Regions from separate parts of the Homo sapiens genome. Here region 2 is linked to region 1. A link is a contact called in ENCODE Hi-C data. All regions are on one chromosome and are shown on one strand. The core of a region is the stretch at or near the end of the contact, and the rest is flanking DNA. Distances in the headings are between cores, read along the strand shown. Region 1 has its middle 15 kb from the start of KLHL8. Region 2 holds the start of SCPPPQ1 (secretory calcium-binding phosphoprotein proline-glutamine rich 1).

Region 1 (4,057 bases), core at 587-3,086:
GCAGTGAGCCAAGATTGTGCCACTGCAACCTCTGCCTCCCAGGCTCAAGTTATCCTCCCACCTCAGCCTCCTGAGTAGCTGGGACCACAGGTGCATGCCACCATACTCAGCTAATTTTTGTATTTTTAGTAGAGACAGAGTTTCACTATGTTGCCAAACTGGTCTCTAACTCCTGGGCTCGTGCAATCTGCCTGTTTGGCCTCCCAAAGTGCTGGAATTACAGGTGTGAGCCACTGTGCCTGGCTATGATTTGTTTATTTAATCAATGACTGCATCAGTATGTTGTTTGTTAAGACTTCCAGTGAAATAAACTAGAACTAGGCTAATTTTCTGTTATTTATTATGTTGAAAAAACACATTTTGTTTTGTTTTGTTTTTAGTTTCTACTGATAACAGTTAAACAATTTTAAGGAAAAAAATATGCATTGTATTGGCAAGTATCTCATTATTTATTTAAGACCCAGCTCAAATACAGCTTTTCTTTGAAGACTTCTCTGATTATCTAGAAAAGTATGTGTCCTTATAATCTTCCAATACATTCTTCTTTCCGTGTTTTATTGCTGTTATTTGCATTATTATAGTGTCTTCCCCAGCAGACAGTTGGATTGGGAGTTCTGGGAGGATGAGAACCATATTCTCAGGCCTGACACAGTGACTGGGACTCAATACGGTGTTCATCTGGGAACATGGCTGCTGGCCAGTTCTGGGATTTTTAGCTATGGGAAGGACATGTGGCACTTAGGAATTTTGTTTCACATCTGTTGTGAAACTTCCCGCTGTCAAAGTGTTTGAGATTGTTATTGTCATCTTCATTTTAGACACAATACAGACTAGGTGCCGTGGCTCGCGCCTGTAATCTCAGCACTTTGGGAGACCGAAGCGAGTGGCTCACCTGAGGTCAGGAGTTCGAGACCAGCCTGACCAACATAGAGAAACCCCGTCTCTACTAAAAATACAAAATTAGCCGGGCTTGGTGGTGCACGCCTGTAATCCCAGCTACTTGGGAGGCTGAGGCAGGAGAAACGCTTGAACCCGGGAGGTAGAGTTTGCAGTGAGCTGAGATTGTGTCACTGCACTCCAGCCTGGGTGACAGAGTGAGACTCCATCTAAAAAAAAAAAAAAAAAAAAGACACAGTACAGATAAATTAAATGACTTTTCAAAAGGTACGCAATGAATAAAAGTCTGGGCTGTAATGAAATTTTCAGTCCTTAGTGTTCTAAAGTGATGTTATGCCCTTCCTTGAGGTTGCCTCCCTTAAGGTGTCTATTAAGAAATCAAATTCATAGGCCGGCACAGTGGCTCACGCCTGCAATCTCAGCACTTTGGAAGGCCGAGGCGGGCAGATCATAAGGTCAGGAGTTCAAGACCAGTGTGGCCAACATAGTGAAATCCCGTCTCTACCAAAAATACAAAAATTTGCCGGGCATGGTGGTGCGCCCCTGTAGTCCCAGCTACTCAGGAGGCTGAGGCAGGAGAATCACTTGAACCTGGGAGGCGGAGGTTGCGGTGAGCCGAGATCGCCCCACTGCACTCCAGCCTGGGCTACAGAGCGAGACTCCGTCTCAAAAAAAAAAAAAAAAGGAAAAGGAAAAAGAAATCAAATTCATACTTTTTCCTGGTATAAGGCAGATATTTTAAGGTAGAAGGAAAAGTGACAAATCTTACATAAAACTCTAGAAGAAAGGCTACTGTTGTTTGAACCTCGTGTCAAGGCTTACTTTAAGAAAGAGCCATTTCATTCGCTTTTTTTGGTTTCTATTTCTACCAACTTGGAGGCAGAGCGCTTCGTCACTACTGCTGTTTTACCAATATATTCCAGCAGAGGGCGCTCCAAGCATTTTACAACGTTTCCAATGGCGCCTTCGATTCCCCCTTCCCCCGCACCCTCCTCCCCACCGACCCGCCCCGCGGCCCGCAACCTCTCCGCTCTCATCCCAAAGACTTGTGTTTTGGCCTAATCCTTCTGGTGCCAAGTCATTGAAAGGTCCTGTTTACCCCTCGGGTTGTATTAGGAGCTGATAGGGTTTGAGAGATATTCTGCATTTTATCACACCTCTCCATATTCAATTCAGCAGGTCATATTTAAATATGAAATATAGAGGATAATTTTCAATGCTTGATTAGCTATAGAGATCATGCTAGGTGACGATTAAATGATAACAATTATGCTTTTTCTCCACCCTGCCCCCCAAAGTGTAGTTTATTCAATTCATCTCAAATGATGACAAAGGGATATTTTTATACTTTCTTCATTTGGCACCTCAAATACAGCCATGTGTTACTTAACAAGATTCTGAGAAATGCATCACTTTGTCTTGTGAACATCAGGGAATGTGCTTATACAAGCCTAGATGGTATAGCCTACTACACACCTAGGCTATATGGTCTAGCCTACTGCTCCTAGGCTACAAACCCACATGGCATGTTACTGGACTGAATACTGTAGGCAACTAGAATACGGTGGTATTTGTGTACCTAAACGTAGGAAAGGTACACTAAAAATACGGTATAAAAGATAAAAAATGATACTTGTATAGGGCACTTACCCTCAATGGAGCATGCAGGACTGGAAGTTGCTCTGGGTGAGTCAGGGAGTGAGTGGTGAGTGAATGTGAAGGCCTAGGACATTACTGTACACTATGTAGACTTTACAAACACTGTACAGTCAGGCTACACTATAAATAAAATATATTTATTTATTCAAATATTTATTCTTTCTCTGGTAATAAACCAACCCTAGCTTACTGTAATTATTTTACTTTATAAACTTTATAAACTTTAGAACACACTGTACAGCCATTCAAAAATATTTTCTTTCTTTGTATCTGTATTCTTTAAGCTTTTTTATTCTTTTCTTTTCTTTTTAAACTGTTGGTTAAAAACGAAGACACAAGCACACATTAGCCTAGGACTACACAGTGTCAGGATCGTCAATATCACTGTCTTCATCTCCACATCTTGCCCCACTGGGAAAGTCTTCCGGGGCAATAACCCACATGGAGTTGTCATCTCTATGATAACAATACCTTCTTCTGGAATACCTCCTGGAGGACCTGCCCCAGGCTGTTTTATGGTTAACTTTTTTTGAAATAAGTAGGAGTATACTCTAAAATAGCAATAAAAAGTATAGTAAATAAACCAGTAACATAGTCATTTCTTATCAAGTATTATAGAATATACATAATTGTATCTGCTATACTTTTATACCACTGGCAACACAGTAGGTTTGTTTACACCAACATCACAATATGCACATGAGCTTGAGTAATGCGTTGTGCAGGACATTATCATGGCTATGACGTCACTAAGGGATAGGAATTTTTCAGCTCCACTATAATCTTTTTTTTTTTTTTTGAGACAGAGACTCACTCTGTTGCCAGGCTGAGTGCAGTGGTACGACCTCCGCTCAGTGCAACCTCTGCCTCCCAGGTTCAAGCAATTCTCCTGCCTCAGCCTCCTGAGTAGCTGGGACTACAGGTGTGCACCACCACGCCCAGCTAATTTTTGTATTTTTTAGTAGAGATGCAGTTTTACCATGTTGGTCAGGATGGTCTCAATCTCTTGACCTTGTGATCCGCCCACCTTGGCCTCCCAAAGTGCTTGGGTTACAGGCGTGAGCCACCACACCCAGCCAGCTGCACTATAATCTTATGACACCACCCATACATGCAGTCCTTTGTTGACCAAAACATCCTTATGTGATTTATGATTGTACTTTAAAGTATCTCTACATCTACAGTATGGACCCAGAACTCATTCTACTCTAAATGTAGTTCTTCATCCAATAAGTGAACACTGATTGTGACAAATAGTTGGCTCACTTGCATTTTTGGTAGTTTATGTAATGTCTAAACAATGACAAAGAATGCATTGTCGAGTGCTTCTAAAAGATACATTTAGCCTGAAATTAGTATTTTTTAAAATATTGTTTAAAATAGAAAATCAAAGAATGAAAAAAGAAAATGGAAAAATATTTATCAAGTATCTTCAATCAAGATTTTGTAGGCATAAGTGGTAACGTGATAAAAATTGATTTTATAAAAAACCTAGGCAGAC
Region 2 (4,057 bases), core at 532-3,031, 240 kb before region 1:
CGAGGCTGCAGTGAGCTATTGTGCCACTGCACTCCAGCCTGGGTGACAGGGCAAGGCCCTGTCTCAAAAAATAAATAAATGAAAATAAAATGTGAAAGATTATGCACTGCTTGATCCAATTAATTCTAACTTTTTGTGCAGTTGAGCATGTGTGCTGGGGAAGAGGGCGGCCCTGCAAAAATTTCACATAATCATTGCCTCACAATAAAGAAAATGTAATGGTAAAACAGGTAGAGGGCCATAAAGCGTCTTGATGTCCAATGTAGAAAGAGATTAAATATTATTAATGTAAATTGATAGCGAAAAACCTGTCATAAGCAAAAATTTGTCTTTTTATTTGCGCTCTTCTTTGGTAACTATTACAGTAAAAGCTAGATCACAAAAATATGACATTATAATATAGTTTTCCAAGTTCTGAAGTAAGGCAATAAAAGGACATGTCACTCACTTTATTTGACTATTTGAAAGAAAATGGTTTTTTACATATTTTTCTAGCTGAAATGAAAGATATCAATACAATTATCTTTTACTATTTTTTCAAATAATCAAAAATGTGTTGTTGTTGTTGTTGTTGTTACAAACCTTATCTGTGATAGTCACTGAGAGAACATGCCCCTAGGAATTTTATCTGAAAGATATTTACAGAATAGTTTATTTTTTTATCAGAATAATCTTCTCTGAGTATTTCAAAATTTCATTCGTTATCTCTTTCATAGCTCAATAAATTACTTATTCTTTTTTTTTTTTTTTTTGAGATGGAGTCTTGCTCTGTCACCCAGGCTGGAGTGCAGTGGCACAATCTCAGCTCACTGCAACCTCTGCCTCCTGGGTTCAAGAGATTCTCCTGCCTCAACCTCCTCAGTAGCTGGGATTACAGGCGTGCGCCACCACGCCCAGCTAATTTTTGTATTTTTAGTAGAGACGAGGTTTCACCATGTTGGTCAGGCTGGTCTCGAACTCCTGACCTCGTGATCCGCCCACCTCGGCCTCCCAAAGTGCTGGGATTACAGGCGTGAGCCACCACACCTGGCCAATTACCTTAACTAGAACCATATCATACTATGTCCTTTCTAAAAAATTAAGTTCAATTTGATTAATCAAAATCGAATTAAGTATTATTTGTAACTTTTTCCAACTACAGAAATAATTTTAGGAACTATTCCAAATTTCAGAACGTTTTTATATGAAGCTGAAAAGGTCTTAGCTAATTACAAACTAGGTTGCTGGGAACAGTGAAGTTGTATTCAGAGGTATTAATTAGGCCTAAATTATCTTTTACCCTCAGACAACTTTCAAAAATATTTTAGAATAGTGAAAAGTGATTTTAACACCAAGGTAAGGAAACCACCTCAATATCTACTAAAAAATTTTGTTTGAAAATAATATTCATTTTGAAATGAAAAATATTTAATAAGAGAAAATCTCAAACCTTAAATTTCTGTATCATTTAAGGCTCTTACATGTACAGCTAGCTCATCTATTATAGAGGCACGTTAATATTCTTGGTGGTCACAATTTTTAATTGTGGGTTGTTTGTGATAAAGACATACTCTAATCCCAACCTAAGAGATTATTTTCTCAGTTATTTTCTCAGTAATCAGTCTGTAAGTCTACCTCTGTGTAATTGAGATATTTTGGAAGTTGGAGCTCCTGGTGTGAAAGCAATTATTCAGTTTAGCTTTGAATTTTGTGACTCATATTGCCCATAACCATAAAGGCATTAGTAACATGGCTTAAATACTAGATGGGCATAGAGATTCTAGGTGATCACACTGCTCCTTGAATTTGTTGCTCCAAGGGCCACTGAAGCAAAGGTAATTGAAGAGATATATAGTATAATTTGGACTGATTCTAATGCACTAGATAAAAGAATGTAACATATTCTTGTATTGGGTAATTTAATGATTTCTAACAGGTCCACTTCTAATAAGAAGAAAGAAATTAGTGTTTGAATCCAGAAAGAAGAAAAATACAAAGAAAAAACATGAAAAAGGAAAAGGGAAATAAGTTGCCTAAATTCAGGCAAAGTAGCACTAAGATTGAAATCAGAGTTGGGTTTTAGATATATATAACAGATGAAGTGTGATTTATAGATATAACTTGCCTCAAATGCTGGAGATAAGTCTTAATAATAACATGATAAAGTTGTTTTTCTTTCAAAATCCAATTCCAGAATACAGTGATTTGGTTTGAAACTCACAAGGTAAGTTAATTTGAATTAAGTGCGATTTTTAAAACATAAAAATGTCTCCTTTCAGAACCAATGGACCAATAAAAGGCCAGTTGATTTCCTTTATTGAATCTGAATTTACTCATATTGTGCTGATTTTCTACCAACCCATTACATCTTACAAAATTTTTCCCATACAATTTCCTTCCCGAGAACTATAACTGGCAATAACAGCAACCAGACTATATGAAGGCCTGGTAAGTCTCACAGAGGTACAAGCTTCAGGTGGATTTATTTGTGTATTACATAAAAACTTTCCTCTCATTTTAGCCAGTAGTGATCAATTACTAATAATAAGCATGATGTAACACTGGTGTTTAAAGATTTGTGAGTAGAATTGAGCACAGTGGCTCACACCTGTAATCCCAGCACTTTGGAAGGCTGTGGTGGGAAGGTTGATTGAGGCCAGAAGTTCAAGACCATCCTTGCAACAGGGGGGCAACATAGCAAGACCCCATCTCTAAGAAAATTTTTTTAAAATTAGCCAAGTGTGGTGGTGCACACCTGTAGTCCTAGCTCCTTGGGAGACTGAGGCAGAAGGATCACTTGAGCCCAGCAGTTCGAGGGTACAGGAGGCTATGATTGTGCCACTGCACTCCAGCCTGAGTGACAGAGCAAGACCCTGTCTCAAAAAAAAAAAAAAAAAAAAAAAAGATTTGTGTGTAGAGATCACAAACGCAACTTCAGGGACCAAACATGTACAGTGTATAGGCCGAACTGTAACTTTATAAGAAAGTAGAAAGTAATGGGCTATGTTGGGAGCTAAACAGTGCATGTCTTGTCTAAGGAATTCAAAGCTTTTAAAAACACTCTTGTAGGCTTACAAAACCTATGTTTGGAGGCAGGATTTATCTTGACCACTATTTCAACACCTCTAAATAGGAATAGGACTTACATAGAAAAAAACTCGAAATGATCTCCTACCCCTTCAATTCCAGGCTCGACCTTTAGAATGAAATTTCTCATCTTGGCTGGCCTTTTGAGCACTGCCACTGCTCTGCCCATCCCCGTGAGTACACCCTCCTCAGCTGCTGACTCAATTTCAGATTTAGAGTCATCGCATTTCTCGGCTAGAAAGCAGGTCTTATCTTTTCATTTCACAAAAGAGGAAAGCGGAACCCAGGAAAGTCATAGAACTAGGAGTTCACCACTCTTTGTCAGTCCAAGACTCTGCCCAGTACAAATCTCAGCTCCATATGCCATGTGCTAGCTGTGTGACTTTGAACTAACCCATGGTTTCCTTGTCTATAAAATGAGTCCTAGGAACACCTCAGAGTTGCACGGAGATGATTTTTTTAATGCATCTAAGGCAGAGAAGGGTCCTATTTGAAAGATAGGATGTTCTCAATAAACTCAGTGATATAGAACAAATATTCTGCAGTGACCCAGGTCTAAATTAAGCAGTTTGAATTGAGTTTCATTTGTAATGCCCTTGCCCCAAACCATCTCATGTTTTCTTAAAAGGCTGTTACATGGAAATGCTCTGACACCAAAGGACTATCTACCTCATTGTAGATTTGATTTTAAAGAAGGAAATATTTAAGATAACTTACATTGATTACTAAATTATGAATATAAAAACAACTTATGCCTGAATTATATTTGAGTGATCATACAGACACACCTTTAAAGTCCAATTTTTGAAAACCAGATTTGGATAAAAAGCTACATTCATCTATAGTGCCCTTGATAACAAACCTAATTTGTTTCTTTAGACCACAATCCTTTTTGCCAAAGCTGGCAAGTATCGTGGTCTAAAATTCCAAACAATTTGTATTGCCTGTTTCTTTAGGCTGATGGGAATGCTGCAGTATACATATTTCATTA

The links. Hi-C counts contacts between places; a loop is a spot of excess contacts on that map. Pooled maps may share reads with other maps.
Region 2: a map of GM12878 shows a loop between it and region 1 (3-fold over the local background). The contact joins the promoter of SCPPPQ1 here to the enhancer-like site in region 1. A Hi-C loop is called at or near these places in 4 of 168 maps with a recorded cell type or tissue (CD4-positive, alpha-beta memory T cell, GM12878 and naive thymus-derived CD4-positive, alpha-beta T cell), 9 of 37 single-sample maps with no recorded cell type and 14 of 50 pooled maps.

Annotation. Positions count from the first base shown.
Region 1 is chr4:87,233,735-87,237,791 of GRCh38, reverse strand. It overlaps a transcript of KLHL8 not described here. Among named protein-coding and RNA genes, the nearest start is that of KLHL8, 15 kb to the right of the region's middle. RefSeq lists a silencer at 1,780-1,879 and enhancers at 1,701-1,995, 1,970-2,079. Within about 2 kb of position 1,836, at least 12 of the 41 ENCODE cell types and tissues checked have a DNase peak (open chromatin) inside an H3K27ac peak, as active enhancers do.
Region 2 is chr4:87,468,774-87,472,830 of GRCh38, reverse strand. SCPPPQ1 (secretory calcium-binding phosphoprotein proline-glutamine rich 1) reads left to right here and starts at 1,781. Exons shown (of 10, transcript NM_001405228.1): 1 at 1,781-1,814; 2 at 2,174-2,203; 3 at 3,169-3,239. The coding sequence starts at 3,183.